4 separate regions of the Mus musculus genome follow, and regions 1, 2 and 3 are each linked to region 4. Evidence: chromatin loops called from intact Hi-C (ENCODE). Cell type or tissue: left cerebral cortex. All regions are shown on one strand. Links, peaks and the distances in the headings refer to the core of each region. The heading gives the core; the rest is flanking DNA.

The links. Hi-C counts contacts between places; a loop is a spot of excess contacts. Peaks named below come from ENCODE experiments on the same cell type or tissue, not always from the same donor. Only the 100,000 strongest peaks of a DNase experiment are listed, where the experiment ranks them.
Region 1: a loop joins it to region 4, with 2.7 times the contacts of the local background. A loop is called at or near these places in 4 of 42 quality-filtered maps.
Region 2: a loop joins it to region 4, with 2.7 times the contacts of the local background. A loop is called at or near these places in 3 of 42 quality-filtered maps.
Region 3: it touches region 4 in a loop (2.6-fold over the local background); 8 of 42 quality-filtered maps call a loop at or near these places.

Annotation. Positions count from the first base shown.
Region 1 is chr6:135,729,243-135,735,147 of GRCm38, reverse strand. It overlaps Grin2b (glutamate receptor, ionotropic, NMDA2B (epsilon 2)), which reads left to right. Exons shown (of 15, transcript NM_001363750.1): 15 at 1,200-5,905. The coding sequence ends at 3,050. It overlaps Gm14329 (a long non-coding RNA gene), which reads right to left and starts at 2,278. Exons shown (of 2, transcript XR_001785389.1): 1 at 2,136-2,278. In left cerebral cortex, for the core only: no CTCF peak of the experiment used is centred there; DNase peaks (open chromatin) are centred at 679, 1,194 and 2,613; H3K27ac peaks cover 795 bases.
Region 2 is chr6:135,737,210-135,742,209 of GRCm38, reverse strand. Grin2b (glutamate receptor, ionotropic, NMDA2B (epsilon 2)) reads left to right here. Exons shown (of 15, transcript NM_001363750.1): 12 at 1,128-1,288; 13 at 3,064-3,251. The region is part of intron 1 of Gm14329 (a long non-coding RNA gene); the gene reads right to left. Among named protein-coding and RNA genes, the nearest start is that of Gm14329, 6.8 kb to the right of the region's middle. In left cerebral cortex, for the core only: no CTCF peak of the experiment used is centred there; a DNase peak (open chromatin) is centred at 2,468; H3K27ac peaks cover 2,476 bases.
Region 3 is chr6:135,522,140-135,528,145 of GRCm38, reverse strand. Gm25136 (a long non-coding RNA gene) reads right to left here and starts at 1,603. Exons shown (of 2, transcript XR_001785388.2): 1 at 1,119-1,603. In left cerebral cortex, for the core only: a CTCF peak has its summit at 3,060; DNase peaks (open chromatin) are centred at 1,175, 1,469, 2,186 and 4,804; H3K27ac peaks cover 2,335 bases.
Region 4 is chr6:135,825,915-135,830,914 of GRCm38, reverse strand. The region is part of intron 6 of Grin2b (glutamate receptor, ionotropic, NMDA2B (epsilon 2)); the gene reads left to right. Among named protein-coding and RNA genes, the nearest start is that of Gm14330, 24 kb to the left of the region's middle. In left cerebral cortex, for the core only: a CTCF peak has its summit at 2,759; DNase peaks (open chromatin) are centred at 1,779, 2,766, 3,420 and 3,849; H3K27ac peaks cover 4,656 bases.

The DNA.
Region 1 (5,905 bases), core at 1-5,000, 96 kb after region 4:
ACACTTGGCATTTCTTCCTGACCACTGTCAAGAGGTCAGAAATAAGAAGCAGAAAGGGAGTAGAGTGCCCTCCAGGAAGACCTTGTGTCTCACAAGGCCTGACACTTCTTGGCCACATAGCTACCATTTTTCCCTCTGACCTTTTCTGTTCTCGGTCCTGACCGCTCAGATAATCTTCTTTTCTAGACTAACCTTCTTGTGTGTAAAGACACCGTTTAAAGCCACTTCTTCATCTGCCTCACCTTGCTAGGGAAGTTTGTTTGCCTTTCAAGCAGCACATGAGAGATGAACAGTAGCTGACCTGACTTGAGATGTGGGGACACTGTCTGCCCAGGCAAGCAACCCAGCCTTCCTCACAGATGCTGTTTTTCAGTGCCCCGAACAAGTAGCTATTTGCCTGGCGTTCTTCATCAATACTAATTTGATAGAACATTAATTATTTATGATAATATTGACTATAAAAAAGAAAGCAAGAGTTAAAGGGTGAATAAAGGAGAGACCTCAACAAGGGAGTTATTCATTCACATTGAGCTCTTGATATTTGTCCCACTTTTTCCCTCCCACAGTGTAGGCCACAGCAGTAGAAAATCCTTCTTTGACCCCAGGGCTTTCCAACTCTCTGTGTGAATTCAGTTCATGCTTAGCTGCAGAACAACATTGCTCCCTTGTTATTTGCTGATCAAAATTCTAAAAAAATAACTGTTCAAAATCGGTCAGAGCCAGAAACAAGAAGCCACTGTGAGCAGCATCAGCCAGGCTTGGCCGACCAGAGCTAAGTGGCTCTAGTGTCTATGGTGCTTCCAATATTCTGCTCCTGCTTTTTGCTATATGTCTACAGCCTGGATCCCTTTATAAAATGTAAGACTCTGCATCCTAAATAGGAGGGAAACCCAAGATAGATCGCGGGTTTAGTTGAGGCACGTAAGCCATGTCCTCTGTTTATTTGAGTCCTCTGGTATGATCACTCCCCTCCCTGATGGCAGATTATGATCGTTAGCTCATGAAATGAAGTTGGCTGAATTCAAGGGGCTACATCAACCAAGCTTCTAGTCACGTTTTCTGTGAATTCAGCAAACTGCCTGCCTCACGATTCTCCTATCTTTGTCTTACCTCATTAAATCATCAGTGGTAGGGCACTGTTGTTTATGGTGTGTTTGGGTTTCTCTAAATTCAATGTGTACCATCCTATATCCCTTCAGGGTATCTACAGCTGTATCCACGGAGTAGCTATAGAGGAGCGCCAATCCGTGATGAACTCCCCCACTGCCACCATGAACAACACACACTCCAATATCCTACGCTTGCTCCGAACGGCCAAAAACATGGCCAACCTGTCTGGAGTCAACGGCTCCCCCCAGAGTGCCCTGGACTTCATCCGCCGTGAGTCCTCTGTCTATGACATCTCTGAGCATCGCCGCAGCTTCACGCATTCAGACTGCAAGTCGTACAATAACCCACCCTGTGAGGAAAACCTGTTCAGTGACTACATTAGTGAGGTAGAGAGAACATTTGGCAACCTGCAGCTGAAGGACAGCAATGTGTACCAAGACCACTATCACCATCACCACCGGCCCCACAGCATCGGCAGCACCAGCTCCATTGATGGGCTCTATGACTGTGACAACCCACCCTTTACCACCCAGCCCAGGTCAATCAGCAAGAAACCCCTGGACATTGGCCTGCCCTCCTCCAAACACAGCCAGCTCAGCGACCTGTACGGCAAGTTCTCTTTCAAGAGTGACCGCTACAGTGGCCATGATGACTTGATTCGATCAGATGTCTCAGACATCTCCACGCATACTGTCACCTATGGCAACATCGAGGGCAACGCAGCCAAGAGGAGGAAGCAGCAATATAAGGACAGTCTAAAGAAGCGGCCAGCCTCGGCCAAATCTAGGAGGGAGTTTGATGAAATCGAGCTGGCCTACCGTCGCCGACCACCCCGCTCCCCAGACCACAAGCGCTACTTCAGGGACAAAGAAGGGCTCCGAGACTTCTACCTGGACCAGTTCCGAACAAAGGAGAACTCGCCTCACTGGGAGCACGTGGACTTGACTGACATTTACAAAGAACGTAGTGATGACTTCAAGCGAGATTCGGTCAGTGGAGGCGGGCCCTGTACCAACAGGTCTCACCTTAAACACGGAACAGGCGATAAGCACGGAGTGGTAGGCGGGGTGCCTGCTCCTTGGGAGAAGAACCTGACCAATGTGGATTGGGAGGATAGGTCTGGGGGCAACTTCTGCCGCAGCTGTCCCTCCAAGCTGCACAATTACTCCTCTACGGTGGCAGGGCAAAACTCGGGCCGGCAGGCCTGCATCAGGTGTGAGGCCTGCAAGAAGGCTGGCAACCTGTATGACATCAGCGAGGACAACTCCCTGCAGGAACTGGACCAGCCTGCTGCCCCTGTGGCTGTGTCATCCAACGCCTCCACCACCAAGTATCCTCAAAGCCCGACTAATTCCAAGGCCCAGAAGAAGAATCGGAACAAACTGCGCCGGCAGCACTCCTACGACACCTTCGTGGACCTGCAGAAGGAGGAGGCCGCCTTGGCCCCACGCAGCGTGAGCCTGAAAGACAAGGGCCGATTCATGGATGGGAGCCCCTACGCCCATATGTTTGAGATGCCAGCTGGTGAGAGCTCCTTTGCCAACAAGTCCTCAGTGACCACTGCCGGACACCATCACAACAATCCCGGCAGCGGCTACATGCTCAGCAAGTCGCTCTACCCTGACCGGGTCACGCAAAACCCTTTCATCCCCACTTTTGGGGATGATCAGTGCTTGCTTCACGGCAGCAAATCCTACTTCTTCAGGCAGCCCACGGTGGCAGGGGCGTCGAAAACAAGGCCGGACTTCCGGGCCCTTGTCACCAATAAGCCAGTGGTGTCAGCCCTTCATGGGGCTGTGCCAGGTCGTTTCCAGAAGGACATTTGTATAGGGAACCAGTCCAACCCCTGTGTGCCTAACAACAAAAACCCCAGGGCTTTCAATGGCTCCAGCAATGGACATGTTTATGAGAAACTTTCTAGTATTGAGTCTGATGTCTGAGTGAGGGAAGAGAGAGAGAGAGAGAGATTAAGATGGGTGCGGGAGGGATAGGGCTGTGGGCCGCGTGGTGCGCATGTCACGGAAAGAGTCGGGGGTGAACTTGGCTCCCATTCGCTTTTTCTTCTTCTTTTAATTTCTCTATGGGATCCTGGAGTTCTGGTTCCTTACTGAAGGCAACCCTCGTGGCCAGCACCCTTTCTCCTCCCTTGCGCAGTTCTCTTCTTCCCGCGTCTGTCCACCATTCCTGTTCCCATAAGAGGATAGAACGGGCCTCAGTGTGGGAGGCTGGAGAGGAGACCAGAAGCGCTGCCTGTGTGCTTCTTCCTAGCGCAGAAGGGCTCTGAGCGATTCACTTTGAGCGAGGCTTTCCTGATACTGCTCTTTTTGTTCAGGCAAGGAAGCGAAGGTGTTTATCTAAGGAAGGCCATTGAACCTCCTGCTCCTAAGAGAGAAGAGGCTTTCTCTGAATTCTTGCTGCATGGTTGGCATCTGCTGAGGGGCCATGTGCCAAGCAGAGGGCAGGAAGTCGTTGTATATATATAAGCCAAAAAGATAATAATAATAATAAAAACTTTCTTCAGCTTCAGAAGCCTCAGGGGTGGTGAACCAAGGGAGAAGCCATTGGTAGAAGAGAGATTCCTGAACGAAGTGGGTAGTTCACTGCTACAGTGTCCCATGGTGCATTGGAAGCAAGAGTATGGGACTGTGTATGCACATATACATGTACACCTGCACTCACACGTAGTCAGGTGCCTCTGAATACAGAGAACGAAACCTCGACTGGCTGCTTCCTCCCACATACGAAAGCAATGCGCTTTTTTTTTTTTTTTTGGCTTATATATAAACTGATGTCACCCCAATTTGGGCTATCTCTCCATTTTTTCCTTCTTGAGTGAAGGTATAGAGATTCTTGATGAAGACGAATCCATATTGCAGAAAAGACAACAGAAGGAAATGAATGGAACTGAGTCAACCCTACAGAATACTTTGTCAGTAGCTGCTAATGCTTTCCACCAGCTTGGGCAGAGAGAGCTTTTCAGTAAGGCTGAAGGGAAATGGAAATAGCTGTGAGTCCTTTACTCATACTTAGAATCTAGGCATTCAGCCCCTTAGCTGGATGAGGTTTTGGGGAAAGCTCTTCGTATAAGGCTTTGTGAAAGAGCCATTACAGTAGGGTGAGAGAGGGGGATGTTTTTAGTCATTAACGGTAGGGTTAGTGAGAAAGGGGGATGTTTTCAATGCTTTGATCCCTTCTTACTTAACCTAGAACTGAAAGGGCAAGCAAATTCCCCCTGGATTGGTGATGTGTCAAGGGGACACGTGGGGGAGAGAAATGAGCTCATCGCCAAGGGTACATCCCTGGAAAGCCAGAGAGCATGAAGGATTGAGAAGTGGGAGCCTGGGTCCCTAGGCATGTGACTTGAAATAGTGCAAGCGCTTCGACAAGCCCCAGTTCCCTCTCAGATTGTACCACTCGACAGTGAATGTGCTTGCGTGCCTGCGTGTGCGTGTGTGTGTGTGCGTGTGCGTGTGCGTGTGCGTGTGCTTGTGTGTGTGTGTGTGTGTGTGTGTGTGTGTGTGTGTGTGTGTAAAACTACAGGGATGGGGGTGCTGGCAGGTGTGATGCCCCCTCACTTAAAGTTGGAAAATTAAGAAGGGAAATGAATATTTGTCACTGCCCGACCTGAAACTTGGGGTAGGGGTGTTCCATGGGTCAGTTCTGCTGCCCTGCCCTCCCCTCACACAGGGTGGCGTCCAAAGAGCCCTGGGTCTGTGTGGAAGCTTGACTGCAGGATCGCCGTGTGGCACACAGGACACATAAACCAGAAAGGTGCTTATTCTTCTCTGGAACGAAGCTGCCATGTCTCTTCACGTCACATCCTCCTGGCCTGCTTCTTGCCTTCCTGGTCGCCCCGCCTCATGGCCTCCCCTCATCCCCATACTCGACTGCTGTCTCCCACCTTCCTCCTTGATTTCTTTTTAATTTTTTTTTACCTCAGTATCTCTCATTTAAATGCCAACTGAAGGCCTTGTTTTCTTTCTAAAATGAACGTGGGGGCAAGGGGCTGAACCTCTCAACACCCTGGAGAGAGGAGCGCGGAGTGCTTTATTTTAGGTTCCAGGAAAGACTCTGAGAGAGGACAGAGGGCGTGAGGCGTCTCCCAGAGGAAGAAGGAGAAGGGCCATAGAAACATTGCTTCACTCTGGCTCTGTCCAAGGGCCAGAGGCTCATCCCCCACTCTTCCTCTTACCTCTCACCCTTTAAAATTTTAAAAAGAAAAAAAAAAAGGAAAAAAAAAAAAGAAAAAACCAAACCAACTAACCTAGCGAACAGCAATCTAGAAAACAGGGGGCTCTGGTGGTCTCCACAGGCCACAGAAATCAAGATGGTGTTTATTTGGTATGTAAATATTTTGTTTTCTAATTAATTTTGTATAGATAAAGTGTTCTCCTGTGAGTATTCAGGGTGTTGAGCCGGAGGGAGTGGGGTGGGGATGGGATTGAGGGGGGATTGTTTCGTTATGGGTTTTCATTTTCAGTTGGGGAAATTGTTTGACATGGCCTTTGTTTCAGAGTGTCTGGGAAAAAAAAAGTTAACGGGAACAGAAGCCACTATGGTGACTAAGCCAGGGGAAAGCCATTTATGTCCATGCCCCATCTCTGAAACCTGTCTTCCTGCGGATCTGTGAGAAGTGAGCACGCACTTTACCTGAGTTTTGCTGGGTCTCTATCAGTATTAAGCAAAACTTGGTCTGACTCTTGTCTTCTAGGGAGACCATAGGAAACCATCAATCTGTCAAAAACAAGCTGGTGGCATCAGATTTTTCTCTGTCAGTACCTAGGCTTACAAAGGT
Region 2 (5,000 bases), core at 1-5,000, 89 kb after region 4:
TCTTGAAAACTGGGCATCATCAACTCCTTATTATGGAGGAAGAAGAGGTACATCTTTTCTGTCAAGGAACACAGTCATTAAGTAGTAAGTGGCAGAGTTGGTCATCATATCTGTTTTAATCTCAAGCTTAAACTATTAATGACCGCATGAAGGTCTAGTTCTCGGTACTTAGTCAGTAGACATAGGGAGTCGCTGAATTTATAGAATCAATCTAGGACTCTAAACCAGAATAACAAGTACTGAGGGATCATTTTGGGCCAACTTGATAGAAGGGAGAATTCACAGGAGGTTCCCCAAAGCCGTTGCTTTGAGCTATATTTTAAAATGAAGAAACTGAGTTGGCCCAAAGAGAAGGGTGAGTGTGTATTAAAGAGATGAATTTGGTGAGGCTGTGAAAATCCAAATGGTCAAATTGTGTGCTCTGGAAGCATCATTAAGACCCAACTCATTGAAGGGTAATAGCTATGAATAACGCTGATGTCATAGAGACAGGATCCAAGGAATTTAAATTCTAGTGCTAGGCACTGGAGAGACACTCTCAGTGTTTAAGCAAGCAGGGAACATAGCTAAAATAACATGTGAATTATCCAATAGCTGGTTTAGGATCAACAGAATTTTGAGTGCTTTGAAGGTCAAAAGAAAATTTCTTAGCAAAATATATTCAATATTCAAACATTATTTCCATGACTGACATGCTGTGTGACCTTAATTGTAGAAGGACAATGTGATTGGGCCTCTGAATTAAGAGGCCTGAGTGCAGATTTTAGACAATTTTTGGAAATAAAAGTGACTAATGTACCACAAACTATATCATGCCACTTTCAGGCCCATCATCACTGGTATTGTGTCGGATGCATAGAAGGAACACACAGGGTTACAGATTAAACTCGGGACTGGGCAAATAGAAATCTCTCAACAATACGTATTAAATTGAGTTGAACTGAAGTCCACTTCCAGAAGGCAATTACTGCTCCTGAGTGAGGGCTAATGTGTTTGGTGAATTATAGTCGGTTCCTTTCCATTATAAACTCACTAATGCTGACTTAATGTCTCTTCACATTTTTCTAAAGCATTTCTTCTTTATTCTGTCTCTGTCTCTCTCTCTCTGTCTTTCTTTCTCTCTCCAGTTCCAGAGACCTAATGACTTCTCACCCCCTTTCCGCTTTGGGACTGTGCCCAATGGCAGCACAGAGAGGAATATCCGTAATAACTATGCAGAAATGCATGCCTACATGGGAAAGTTCAACCAAAGGGGTGTAGATGATGCCTTGCTCTCCCTGAAAACAGGGTAAGAACGGCCTCCAAGCTCAGAGTGATACACCTCTCACATCCACTGGACACAGTTTGAACTTGAACCATACTCATTAAATCAAAAGACTGTTTCCAAGTCAAATTTGATGGCATTATTCCAACCCTTGTACAAGAGTTCTTATGATGTTACTTGCTTCTATATACCATCCTGCAAATTGTTTTCTGCTTGCATGAATGTGGGCATGGAGTGGAAAAGAAACAGATCAAAAACTAAAAAGGAAGCGTCAAGGAGAGAGCGCATATCTGTTACACATGAGCTGTAGTCTAAGAGGTGTAATAGACAGTTCCGGTGTCTAGGGAGAAATGAAACAGGAAGTGTGCAAAATTTGTAGACGGCAACAAGTAGAAATGTGTTGATTGATCCCCAATTTCAGCTTTGATTGTCACTCCTGATAGCCATTCTCTGTACCCAGAGTGTATTTGTTCACAAGCTGTTAATGCAGCGATTTGGGCACACTTGTCCTTTAGTTGGAGAAAGTGAAAGCTATGAAGAATGGCCAGCACTTGAGCACTGTAAATGTCGAAATTTGGAGGCCAATGGGTCATACAGCTGTTTCCCTCTCTCCTATGGTGACCGTGGACCTCCTCTGGCCACCTTTGCGTCTTAAGGTTCCCAAGTACCACCTAGATTTATGGCCATTTAGAATGTGGAGGCATTCAATCTCACTGTTCTGAACAAAATCACAACAGGTTTCAGAAGACAGGATCTGAGGTTAGGGTAGGAGTGCTCTGGATAGTCCAAACTACGGGATCCGCATAGTTCTCAATTATACCGGATGCTTGGTGTTTGGGCATGCCACCAACCTGCATTTTATAGGATGCATTTTGTGAAATTGCCTGTTGCTAGTCATATCAAAAAGGGCTTGTGGGCTTGTTTGTTTGTTTGTTTGTTTGTTTGTTTCCCTTTTTCTTGAGGAGTGACAAAGATGCCTAGCCTGTAACTGTTGTGCAGGCTTGCATGCCCTGCTCACTTTCATGCCTGTCACTTGCATGGCTTTATCTGAACTGCTCCCTCAGCCTTTCGGTGTGGAAACGTTTGGAAACAGTGATTGGTGCATGCCGCCTCGCTCTTAGCCCACCCCATCTTTTCTTGGTGCATCCCTTCTTTGCAAAGCTCAATGTTTCACGCAATGTGCATGTAGGCTTAGGAATCTGAAAGTCCTTGGTCCTTCTGAATGCTACCTTCTTGCAGTGCTGTGAATGTGCTCTCACACGAGCTTGCCACCAGCCTGGCCCCTCAAAGCAGAGTCACACAGCACAAGAGAATGCTGAATTCTTTCTGACCACCAAAATAGCCACATATCTACTGAAACATATACACCTACACTTTCCCCCACTCTGGACTGTAATGAACTGAGAAATGAAAAATGTTATATAACTCTTACCCGTGCTATTTGTTATCACTGCGGTGCTTACTTTTCATTATTTCTGTTATTATTTTTATTGATTCCTTTTTACTCCTTCTCCTTTTCAGACACAGCTTATGAGTTGGCCTCAGGCCCAACTTACATTCTTATCACTCCTGGTGGGAGGGGGGAATAAAAGAAACAACTCCTTTCAACCTGAAGTCCCATCAAGGGCAGCCTGGGATGCAGGCTTTAGACTCTGACAATAGTCCAACTTGAGCCTTACTGTGAGCCAGTCCTCCACATAGCTTCTGCAACCCTACCACTTCAGACTAATGCCCCAGTAGGTAGTACTGTTGTGTAATTTCCTCCTTAGTATATGTTGGTTCGCTTCTTTCTTGTGCAGGAAACTTGATGCATTCATCTACGATGCAGCCGTGCTCAACTACATGGCTGGAAGAGACGAAGGCTGCAAGCTGGTGACCATTGGCAGTGGCAAGGTCTTTGCTTCTACGGGCTATGGCATTGCTATCCAAAAAGACTCTGGTTGGAAACGCCAGGTGGACCTTGCTATCCTGCAGCTGTTTGGAGATGGTGAGTTAAAGTAAAGGGGAGTGTCCACTTGGCCTCCACCAATAGCTGTTCTGAAATAGCAACCTTTATCCTCTATTTATCCAAATCAGCATGTCACAAGATATGATTAGATTGGAGAGTACGTTTTGAATTCTTAGGGCCACCATAACAAATGACAGGAATGGTGTGATGTAAACAGTTGAATTCGTTGTGTTGAAGTTCTGGGCACTACAGGTATCAGTACAGGAAGCTTCACTTGGAAGTGATGAGGAGGAATCCTCTGTATGCTTGTTGAATGGCTTTTGATGTGTCTTCTTGGTGCTCTCTTCTTGTTGGTTCCACTAGGTATTCCTTGACTTGTCAAAGCACCACTCAGATCTCTACTTTCATCCTACCTGGATGAATGTCTTTCTCCTGTATTCATCTTTCTCTGCATCCACCCTTTTCTTAAGGCCAATCACATGAGGTTAGGGGCCTGCTGGGGATTGCAGTGTGCTTTGCCATTATTAATTGCATCTGCAATGACCCAATTTCTAAATCACACCCTAAGCTACCATAAAGGTGTGGTTTAATATGAGAATTACAAGGAGACATACTTTAACCTGCACTGGGTAAAGATGAGGGAGGAATTAAAGTAGTTGGAGATAAGGGAACATTTGAAGATTGTGTGGGACTTTGATGCCTCCGGGAATGAAGTAGGCTACAGTTAGATGTCACCCTACATGTGGCACAACACCAGACAGATGTAGGGCAGTGCTCTTTCTATTCCAGGAGGAAGGAAAGTGAAACAAATGTTTGTCTGTTTCTACATCCTTCATTCTGTCCTGCCACGGTCTTCTGGTTGAAGAGGTGGAGGGCAAGGATCCTCAGATGTAGATACCAGAAGGCATTTCCTGTGTCTTTCTGGTCATGGGCTGAACACTGAGAAATGTATCTCACCGGACTACTATCTTCTGCATTTCTCTTCATGTCCTTGCCCAAAACAGTCTACCCATAATCCTCACACACAAACTAATCTAGATAGAGATGATCTTCACTCTGCATGGTTCTGAAGTCCACCAGACACGTGGGTCTGTCAACTAGGTCCATGGGACATTTTTTATTAGGGAAGACATCAGAGACACAAGGCCAGGGTCAGGTTTCCAGGTTCCACCTGAATCTGGCTTCTACACTAGTTAGAAAAAGCATTGTTGAATCAAAGAAGAGAAGAAACGTGAGTGGATTTCTATAAGAACGAGTAGGGGTTTGTAGCTGGAATGCTGATAAGCCATGCTGGTATAACCAGTAGTCACAGCCAAATGGATCCAGACTCTATTACCAAGTAGATCAGTAGAAAGGATTTTGGGATTCATTGTGCTATGCAAATGCAAAATTTTAGCAAACTAGACTTTCATTTGTATGAATTAGTGACATCCTGGAGTAGGTACTTGTTTTCTTTGTCTTTTGCTTGTTTGGTTGGTTTTGGTTTTTGGTTTTTGGTTTTTGGGTTTTGGGTTTTGGGTTTTGGGTTTTGGGGGTGTTGTTTGAGATGTTTACATTTCTACTGATTAGTGTCTAGTGATAGTAGGTCAGAGTCTGACACAACTGGAGAAGTCCTTGTCCCTTTAAGCAGAGTTGAGAGGAGGCAAGTTTAGGTGATCATGTTTCATTCCAGCTTCCTCCTCATTTGGGTTTCATATTTTCCTCTAAAAGACTTCTGAAATTCTGAGAGAGCATAATGATTCAACCTCTTTCAATCTCTGTCTACCTCTCCTTCCTCAACCTAATGTG
Region 3 (6,006 bases), core at 389-5,388, 300 kb after region 4:
GGTTTTACTTTGCCTATTTGCTGGTTCATTTAAGCAACAGTTGTCTCCCCGCTAAGCTCCTTGTTAAGGGAGCTGGTAGGAGATGACTAAGCCAAAGCCGTCTTTTAAAGGGCCCAGGAATCATGCAGGAGTCCAGCCACTAGGCCTTTACAGTAGTGCGGGAATCAAGCAAGGCATCCCATGATCTGTCACTTTCATTCCTCACAGCCCTGAGGCTTCCACTTGCTCTAAGAGTCTCTTTTGCAAATATAAGGGACTCCCCCCACCCATCCTTCCAGTGAGAAAGTAGCCTGAGGGTACACTTGCCCTGAGCCTTCTGCCAGACTTTTCCTGGAGAATAATGGGGTGGACTCCCCAGGTAGAGAAAGCCTGCAGGGAAAATGCCCCTAAGCAAGGTCTTTGTCTACTGCAAACGCAGCCACTGGTGTCCCTGACGTTCACTTTCCTGTGTTTGAGTCCCTGCTCTCAGGGGCCATCTTGCTCCAAGGAAAGCTGACATTGAGGACTAAATGGGTTTTTCCTTTAGCCACAGAAAGGCAGATTCCTCTTGTCCGAAAGAGGCAGAAATGGCACCTGAGTATACGCGTTACCTAATTTTCTACCATAAGTTACCAGCATAGAGTCATCAAAAACTTGCTTCAAAAAAAATTCTGTTCCCATGGAATACATTATATTTAAGTCCTAAAGATGCCCTGGGAAGCCCAAATTCAAGCTTCGATCGGGAATGTTTGCTTGGTATTAGCCTCAGTCCCAAACTGTAGTAGGTAAATGTATCCTGTAAAAGGGGCGGAGCTAACAATGGGCGACTGCCCCCTGCAGCCTTTCCCTCAATATGCCTCCATCTCTTCAGCTTCTGCTTCTGCAGACTCCACAAAGATGAGTGCTTCCTACACAACAGGTAAGTGAGGGCTCGAACAGGAAGTGTCAAACAACCAGTTCATTGGACTGTGTGACTTCCGCCCATCATAAGGCCTGGATCTAGACGTGTCCTACGTCTGTACAGTGGGAGCCCTGGTGCTGCGATGTCAATAGAGCTGTTGCAAGGGTTAAAATCCACCCCCCACCCCCAGCAAACCTCCGCCAACTGGTGAGAATTATATTTTTATTATGATAATTACCGCGGATGTCCAGATTCCAGGCAGAGCTGCGCCTGCGCTGTTTGGCTCTCGCCCACTCTCCATCTGTTTCTCTGAAGAACAGCGGAAGAAAGCTCTGGAAAGGCAGCCACAGACTGACTACAGAGTAGGTCGTGAGAATGGAGCAATGCTGTCTGTCCTGTGTGGCCTGGGTTACCGATAGGCTCTGGTCAGCGGGAAGGCATGGACTGGGCGTAGACCTTCCTAGCGAAGCCAGGAAAACACACTCGTAACAGACTGAGAGTGAATCTGCCCAAAGGCCGGTTGAAAACGGTCAATTCTCTATTCTACCGAAGCTATCCCTAGTGCTGTACCATAGCGATGTGTGACTCACGTAGATGTGCACAGCCCCCTACTTCCCAGACGACAATGAGAGGAGTTGATCATGTCGCGATGCAACCTACCAGCGCTCCTCAGTGTGAGGGTGGAATGTGCTCATCAGACTGTGGGAGGGGCAGGGGAGAAGGCCAGAGTCTGCCCTCTCTCTCTCTCTCTCTCTCTCTCTCTCTCTCTCTCTCTCTCTCTCTCTCTCTGTCTCTCTGTCTCTCTGTCTCTCTGTCTCTCTGTCTCTCTGTCTCTCTCTCTCTCTCTCTCTCTCTCTCTCTCTCTCTCTCTCTCTCTCTCTCTCTCTCTCTCTCTCTCTCTCTCTCTCTCTCTCTGTCTCCCCCCACCCCACCTCCGCTGGGTGCCTTGTTCTCTGCAAACCAACATTTATTAACACCGGGCCTGTCTAACATGGCTTCTCAACGCCTGTTCATTCTCTGTTCTACCTGTCTTTCCATCCCCGACAGCCCAACCTTTTCTCCCTAGCCCAGGCATCTTCCCAGCCTGCCTAGATGGAATGAAGAAAACTCACAAGATGGCCTTATGAACATCTGGAACACATCTGTCCACTGCCCTGAAACTGATCCCAGGTGGTGCTGGAGGGAAAGAGTTAACAACACTAATGAATAAGCCTAATTGATTACTAAGCACCATGAGCCTGGTGATAATACCCCATTGGAATCCTGCCAATCCCTGCCATTGGAATCCTGCCAATCCCTGCCACATAGCTACAGGCAGCTCCGTTTTGCTGGGGAAACAGGAAATGCAGGACAGCTCAGAGTGTCTGAAGCAGAGAACCACGGAGGACTCTGGATCCCAAGAGTGCTAAGAGTTGAGTAATAGAAGTATTTAATCTATCTCGATTGCATCCCTGAGGCTCAGCATGACGTCACCGCATTTCCAGCTTCACGATGATAACTATCTCTACCGCTCCTAAGGGTGAGACTGGCCGGGAGACAAAGGACCCCAACGAGTCCAACTGTTCTGCCTCTTTTCCTCTTGAAGTTAGAAATCCAGGAAATAAATCTCAAAGGCCAAGCACTCAGTCCATGGATATTTGTTATATAAGTAGAGATGGCCCTGGTAGTATTTTGAGGGATAAAGGTTTTATGACACCATGATTTTTTAAATGAATATTTTAAAAACATTTCATTTTATTTGTGTGTATTTGTGGAGGTCTGGGTGCCGATGGAAGGCAGAAACAGGTTTAGGGTTCCTTGGGGCTGGGGTTACAGATGGTTGTGAGCCACCCAACATGGGCTAGGGGATGAACTCAGATCCTCTGCAAGAGCAGCAACTGCTCTTAACCACGGAGCCATCCCTCAGCAAACATGTTGGGATGCCATCTCTTATCTATTACTGTTTCAGGTTTTGATGGTGTGCACTTTTTTTTTTTTTCCTAAAAAGCTAATAGTATAGAAAGGGAACATGGATCTTTGTGAAGATTCATTTACTGTCAAATAGCTGATTAGATACCTTGAAAATGTCAACTGATTAAACAATTAGATCCCAAATAAGATACACTTTATACTGAACTTGAAAGAAATCTCCAAGACCAATTTAAACCAATGATCACTACCGCCCCCTAAAGGGTGAGTTGGCTGGTGGGCGTGGGAAATTCAAGGTAATTGAGAGGGTAAGAATGCCTGCCCTAAGGGCAAATCCTGATGGCATATCGCTGTGGGGATATTAACCGAGGAACAGTAATAATATGGAGATATTAAGCCTGAGATGCTTGCAAGTCTCCAAAGAACTCATAGCCACTGAGGAGGAGGAGACCGTCTCCTAGAGCAAGAACAGGCAGATGCTCTCGAGAAAAGAGATCCTAAATGGCTTTTCACTTAGGACTTCTGGATTCCCAGAGATTAACAGCATGAAAACCCTAGCTCACAAAGCAAAGCCACTGTAATTGAGAATCAGGTCATATAGGACCAGGGTCAAGCAGACACCACCCCACTCCTGTCCCAGGCACAGGCCTAGAAAGACTGGCCAGAAAGAAGTGCTTGAGGCTTCCAGCCTCTCCCTATTCCTCAGAGAACAACTGGACCAAGGTGAAGCTGGACTCACTGTAGAACTGGATGATACCTCCTGTTTACACAGGAGAGAGTCTGAGTGGGAAATTGCTTTCTGTGCTGGTGTGGAATTATAGAACAAAGCTCCAGTTAAGTTAAAGGTGGTGCTGGAGTCACCAGCTCCTTTGAGGTTGAGTTCCAGCAGGATATCCATCATTGAACAGGGAATAAAGCTGAAGACACTCAGGGAGAATGGAAGTCAGGAGCCCCACTACCTCACTGCTGAGTGGCCAAGAAAACCCTACTGTTAAATAATTTAAATTATCAAATATCCCTGTAGGCTCGTGTTCTAGAGCATTTAAAGCCCTGATGCTTACTCTGAGAGGTGTCTTGGCTGATGGATGTAGACCACTAGGGGTGAATCTTGAGGGGTCTAGTAAAATCCCATCCTCACTTTCTGATCTGCTAAGACATGAGGAACCTCTGCTACGTCCCTGACCCTTAATCCCACCATGCCTCCCCACTGCAGTGGCGTGCAGACCCAGTGTGGAAGGTGGGATAGTAGAGTGTAAGTTATTTATAGAAATGAAGGGAGGGAGGGACCACAATGTTGAGACATTGTGAGAAGCTGCTACGATGAAGAAACCAAATGACTTTCACAAGTGAAGACTATCAATGCTGAAAGACAAAATGCTCGACAGCCCAAAGGCTGTGTTACACAGCTCAGTCTGCTCACAGCGACGGGCAGAATTCACAAACCAGAACTGAAGAAATTACTCATAAGACTCACAGAGAGTCGAGGAAATGGGAACTGGAAGGAGTGATGCAGAAAAGGGACGATGTCTAAAATGTCTAATCAGAGCTCAGAGAGCAGAATCGGAGTGGATGAAGAGAGGCAACAGGGGATGAGGCCATGCTGAGGCCTTTCCGGAACTGTTAAAAGCATGAATCCACAGGTTCAGGGAGGACTACATACCCCAAGTGACCACCGCACATATATCCATCTGAATGAAGCAGCAGAACGCAGAGAACACTCTCAGGTATTACCACAGAAGTTGCCATAACAATAAACTCTTAGTTTTACTGAGTACAGAGACATTACCCCCACTGTCACTGGCCTGCAAGGGCTTTCCTTGACGGGTTACTTGATCCATTTATCTATTTCTTTACCTTCATATCCCCACCACATTCCCGCTCTTCTCCCTGTTCACACACAAGCATTTTAGAGTGTTTCTCTCCCGTGCATATGCTGGCTAAGTGTGTGCTGTCACTTAGTGTGTGCACATTTAATTCAGGACATGTCACAGAATCGCCCATGGCTGTCCACTTCTATTTTTACTTCCGATTCTTAAGATCTATGTCATGAGGCAGAGTTTGCTCAGTCACAGAACACAGTCTAATAGTGAGTCATGAAACCAATTTGGTCAGACCTAACAGCCTTATGTAAAGAAGACAGAACAGAATGGCAAAAATAAAAAGTTATCATGTTGTAAAGGTAGATATTATTTCATAATATATTTTTTCTCATGTGTGTTTATATGCATGCATGTATATATACATATATGTGTGCAGTTCTGATCCAGATTGTAGTATGAGATATATTTCTTATTAGGACACAATCAGGAAACATTTGAAAACTGTTCCTTCATAAGATGCAGTAGACACACCAAGGAGCCAGTTGCTAGTGTTACTGTCTTAGGGTTTCTACTGCTGTGAAGAATCACCATGGCCAAAAAGCATATTGGGGAGGAAATGGTATATTTATCTTACACTTCCAGATCCTATTCAATCACTGGAGAAAGTCAGGACAGAAACTCAAGCAGAGCTGGAACCTTGAGGCAAGATCCAATGCAGAGGCCATGGAGGGATGCTGCTTACTGGCCTGCTTCACATGGCTTGTTCAATCTGCCTTCCTATAGAACCCAGGACAACCAGCCCAGGGAGGGCACCACTCACAGTGGGCTGGAACCTCTCCAGATTACCAATTGAGAAAATACCTTTCAGCTGGATCTCATGGAGGCATGTCCTCAATTGAGGCTCCTTCCCCTCTGATGACTCTAGCTTGTGTCAAGTTGACACATAAACCAGCCAATTCAATTCCCTAATACATAATTTTAGGCAATGCAAGGTGAGACCCAAAGTTTAATAGTGGATATGGTATATGTTTTGCTTATTAAAAGAGAGGGAGGGTACCTCTATGCTGGTAAGAAGAATGTATAGAGATATCCATAAAAATGAATATGAAGATATGAAATTTGGATTTCTAAGGCAACTTGGATTATTTAGAATTAGTGCAGCATATTGTGGGATAGGGAAGGACATAGCTAGAGACAGATGTATAGCAAAAACTATACACTCCATCTTAATTTCTACCTTATTATTTATGTGTGAGCACATGTTTGTTCACATGTGCATATGGGGGGTATATGGGTGCATGTGCAGGGGAGCATGTGTGAACACACAGGTGAGTGTGCACACTCATGCCCTAGAGTCTATATGGAGGTCAAAGGACAACTTTCAGAGTTCATTGTCTT
Region 4 (5,000 bases), core at 1-5,000:
GCCGGCCCTGCTTCTCACTGCAGTGTCCAGGTCACAACATTCAAAGCTGGCCCGCTCTGCCTTCCTTTCCCAGCCCTCACCTCTCTCCACTCAGACTACATTCCAGGATAATTACAACCAACCTCCCTCAATATCCCTGGGATCTCTCTCTGGTCCATCTTTTTTGTACCTCAGTTTCTTCATCTATCAAATGGGGAGAGTAACAGTGCCTTCCTTTAAATTGTTGCTGTAAGCATCAAATGAGTTTTAGTTCATGGGAAATTCTTAATATAGTACCTGTCATGTACCAAGGTTTATCATAAATGTGTCCACTATGATTGCATTTGAACACAGTTTAAACAAATGATACAACTGAATCAGATTCTAGAAAAGAAGAAAATGACCCCTTATACACATAGAAACACACACTAAGAACAAATTCAATTTGGTCTTGAACCAAGACCAAAGCTAGGAAGCAGCAAATGAAATTGTTCATGTACTTGATGATGACTGAACAAGCCACCATGAGGACATGTGGCTCTATTCTCCACATTTGAGAGGCAGAAGCCAGAAGATCAGCAGTCCAAGGTCATCCTTGGGTATGTAGCACATTCCATGCCAACATAGGTTACTTGAGACCCTGTCTCAAAACAAACAAACAAACAAACAAACAAACCCCCAAATTGATAATGAGCATCCTTTCTCCTGTCATTCTGAGATGACTTCTGGGAAACAGGATATAGTTGAGGGATTGATCACTTGTCTAGTATTTTTGAGGACCTAGGTTTGATATGACTTTTTGCTCATGGACTTTCACAGTTCAAATACTAATGAGTAGCAAGATCATGGCAGATCAAGTCTCCAGCAGTCCGAGGGCTACACAGAGTCACGGGAGTATTGGAAATACTGTTTAGACTAAGCATTCTGTGGCCTCTCAGTAGCCTTTCAATAGCAGCCGAAGCACATAAGGAGGCACACCTATTTATGAAACCTCAGAGCGTGTCCTTGTGCTCTTTGATATACTTGGATCCTGTTTCATTGTAATAAACCACAACTTTGTGGTTGGTCATAAAGGACTCCCCTTTATGGCTTCTTCCATCTGCGGTGGATAGACCGGCTTATAACCATAAAGGAATTCCTTCCACAGGAGAACATTGTTTAATGATAAAAGACAAAGCCAGATTCAGGGTTGCATATAAAGGAAATGTTGGCGAAGAGGGAGACTGAGTTACAGCAACACCTGATACGTACATAGTGTTTTGTGGCCCACAGACATTAACATTCCCACAGTGTGACTGGGCATGAGCTTTGGCTCCACCCTGGAACCTCTGGGGAGTGCTAACTCTCAGATTCTACCAGGAAGCTCTAGAGATGAAGTCCGGTCATCCGAGGCTTAACCTATAAAACCCAGGGATGGTTTATAACAGACATTTCTTTTCCCGGGGGGAAGTATCTGTTTAATAGATACTTAAGCTGCTGCGCTGCTTCTGTCCCCTACTCTCATTTTATCTCCCAGCCATTAAGCTTTAAAAGAAGACCAAATCTTTATCCTTTCATAAAGGAGAGAAGAAAGCCATCAGCCCAGCAGGAAAGAGTTAAGACCTGTCCCAGTGGCTCTAGGAGACTCTAAGTGGCCCACAGAAGATGAATGCACCAAGCACTCTTCTAGGGATTGGCAGAGACCAGGGGAGGGCAGTTTTGAACAAAACTGACCCCTTCCCTGGCTTCAGGGAGCTCATTTCCTGGTGGGCGGGGCTAGGGAGCTAACACATGAGCAAATGAATGAATATAATACCAAGTGCTCTGGGAACCGTGAGCCAGGATGCGGTGGCTCTGAGCCATATGGTCCCAGCCTCAAAGGGCCTCCTGGAAATGCGATTATTCATAGAGAAAGTTGCTACTTGTATGTGTACCAATTGTGAAACATTATTTGGGGAAAGTTTAAACCATGACTGACTTCAAGTAAACATTTAATTTTTTAAAATTATGCCGATAGACCCTCTGCTGAAATTTTATAAAGCTGTTGTGCCGAGACTTCAGGCACATTCCTACCCATGGAACGGAGCAATGTGGTGTTAATATTTGATCTCCTTTTGTTGTTATGCTGTGGCTAGCCCATAGAGAATGAGATGAATTTTTGTAACCATTTCAATATTTATGCTTGCGTTTCCCAACAAAGCATGAATGTTCATTGTTCACTACGAGCTATGTATGGTAAGTTGCCTCTCTAATCTGCTGTCATAAGCGAACATGACATCTTTTGGCTTTCTTTCCTGACTGTTAATTATGGCAATTATGTCACTTTTTTACTTGTCCTCACTTGACCCTGTAGCATCCCAATGTGACCTTACACAGGGACGTGGTGCAGATGGATATAAAACAGGAAGTTCTCTGTCTGTTTTTAGATCATAGATGTGATCTGTGTGTCCTATAGGAAAGATGGGACATCTAAAGGTTAAATTGGCTCCTAGCACTTAAGGATTCAGATTTCTGTAGAATTCTGGATTTCAGAATCTTCTAAATATCAGAGAGAGCAGCAGCAGCAGCGGACTATCGCCCTTCTGGAGCTAAGGAGAGCAGTCTCCTTTGGCTGCACTACACGTTCTCCATTTCCACCCCTGGAGACACTGGAGAGTCATCTCCAAGAACAGAGAAGATTTCAGAAAGCACCCATTCCTTGTTTAAGAGCTAAAATGTGTGCCTTGGGAAAGGGCACACTGGGATTAAGGGGTACCCAGTTTATCTGGCCTTTTGGTGCCTCCCTGCAGTTCATCTTGAGGTCTCTAGAGGGCGACTGAGACTTCTGTGCTATGTCTTCGAAGTCTGAACCACCTCAGTCTGTAATACACTAAGTCTCCCATTTCACCTTAGAAAACAATAGACACTGGGTGAAGGCCCCTCTATTTCTCAGGCAACAAAATATAGAAACAATATGCCACCATTTAACACCTTAAAGCGTTGCAAGAGGATTTGGAGTGATCCAAAAGTACCAGTGGGCCCAGAGGAGAAGGCTTCAACCAAGAGTAAGGAGGGCTCAAAAAGGTATGTTGGTGGGGAGTAAGAGAAAGAAGTGTAGAATTAAAAACAAACAGACAAACAACAGAAAAATAAATAAAAACAAAAACCCCACTCCCCTTAGAATAGGAAAATGCCGTCACATCTTAAATGTAAAATGAAAAAAAAAAAACTGACAGCGATTAAGGGAGGAAGGGAGAGAGAGAGAGAGAGAGAGAGAGAGAGAGAGAGAGAGAGAGAGAGAGAGAGAGAGAGAGAGAGTGTGTTAGTTCAGCGCTCCAGATAGAAAGGAAGAAGGTAATGGCATTAATTGCTTGTATATTTGTGCAAGTTCTAAATAAGGATGTGAGGGGAGGGCCTAGTCTCTCTCTGTTCCAGGAAAGTGGCATTTTAGATTCTCCCACATCCTACTCCTGAAGTTAGAAGCATTCCATCTCAGAGTGGAACTGGTTCTTCAGAGAACCACAAGGATCATGTAGCCACATTTCAGAGCACAGACAAATCCATCCCGACTGGCTTTTCTGCAGTCTGTGAGAGTCTGGCCTTTACCCCCCTGTGCTGTCAGCATGCAGTCAGCTTTAGTCTAAGTCCGCAGACATAGGTGAAGGACTCAGTCATAGAGACCCCTGCATCAGAGGCTAAGAGAAAAATCAAGGCGAATGTGACAGCTCACTCTCTCTCTCTCAAGGACTGTGTGCACTTAGCAGAAGGGATAAGAAGGTCAAGAGGCAGGGAAGACTATGAGGAGCATGCTGCAATGAGATACTCCCTGGACATGGCCCCTGCTCTTACCAAAGTTCTAGCTCAGCCTGCTTCCAAGTGTGGGCGGAGCTTGGAGATGCAGGAATGGGATAAGCCAGAAGAGATGGGGGCGTAGCTTAGAGATGCAGGCATGGGCTAAGCCAGAAGAGATGGGGGCGGAGCTTGGAGATGCAGGAATGGGATAAGCCAGAAGGGATGGGGGCGGAGCTTAGAGATACAGGCATGGGATAAGCCAGAAGAGATGGGGGCGGAGCTTAGAGATGCAGGCATGGGATAAGCCAGAAGAGATGGGGGCGGAGCTTAGAGATGCAGGCATGGGATAAGCCAGAAGAGATGGTGGCGGAGCTTAGAGATGCAGGCATGGGATAAGCCAGAAGAGATGGGGGCGGAGCTTAGAGTAGCAGGCATGGGATAAGCCAGAAGAGATGGTGTGCTGCTGCTTTTGAGATGAACTTGTACGATGAACTCCTCTCTTGGATTACTCTTTCTCCGTCTCATATTCCTTGATCTGAAGAAAGCTCACCATACTGTTGCAGAAAAGCTCTCTCACATGAGGAAGAGCTCTGGTCTCTGACCAACAGCCAACAAGGATCTGGGGCCTGCCAGGTGCCATTTTCCAAGCCGCCCAAAAATCTGACTGTGGGTTTAGTTACAACGTCCAACCTGCGGATCCAGCCAGGCTGCACCTGGATTTCTGGCCCATGAAAACTATGATTTAAAAAAAAAAGTAGCCGGGCACACGCCTTTAATCCCAGCCCTTGGGAGGCAGAGGCAGGCAGATTTCTAAGTACATGGCCAGCCTGGTCTACAGAGTGAGTTCCAGGACAGTCAGGGCTACAGAGAGAAACCCTGTCTCAAAAAACCAAAAAATAAATAAATAAATAAATAAATAAATAAATAAATAAATAAATAAATAAATAAATAAATAAAGTGTTTTCTTCGAATGCATTTTGTGGTGAAAATTTCACAAAGTCATAGATAATAAATGAAAAGGATTTAGAGAATAAAATGACATTTCTGATTTTAAAATTGTGGAAGGATTTGAGACTATGATTTTAAATTGGTCTTCATGAGGCAGGTCACAATGGATAGAGAGTACTATTACAGCCAGAGGTAATGGAAGGTGAAGTGTGTTTTTATTCATAGGATAATAGGCTTTCTGACTTGTCCTAATGGTAGGTACAAACAAGAGACTAGAGAATGACCTTTAAAGAACCATTGGCCCTGGAGGCCATTAAAGGCAA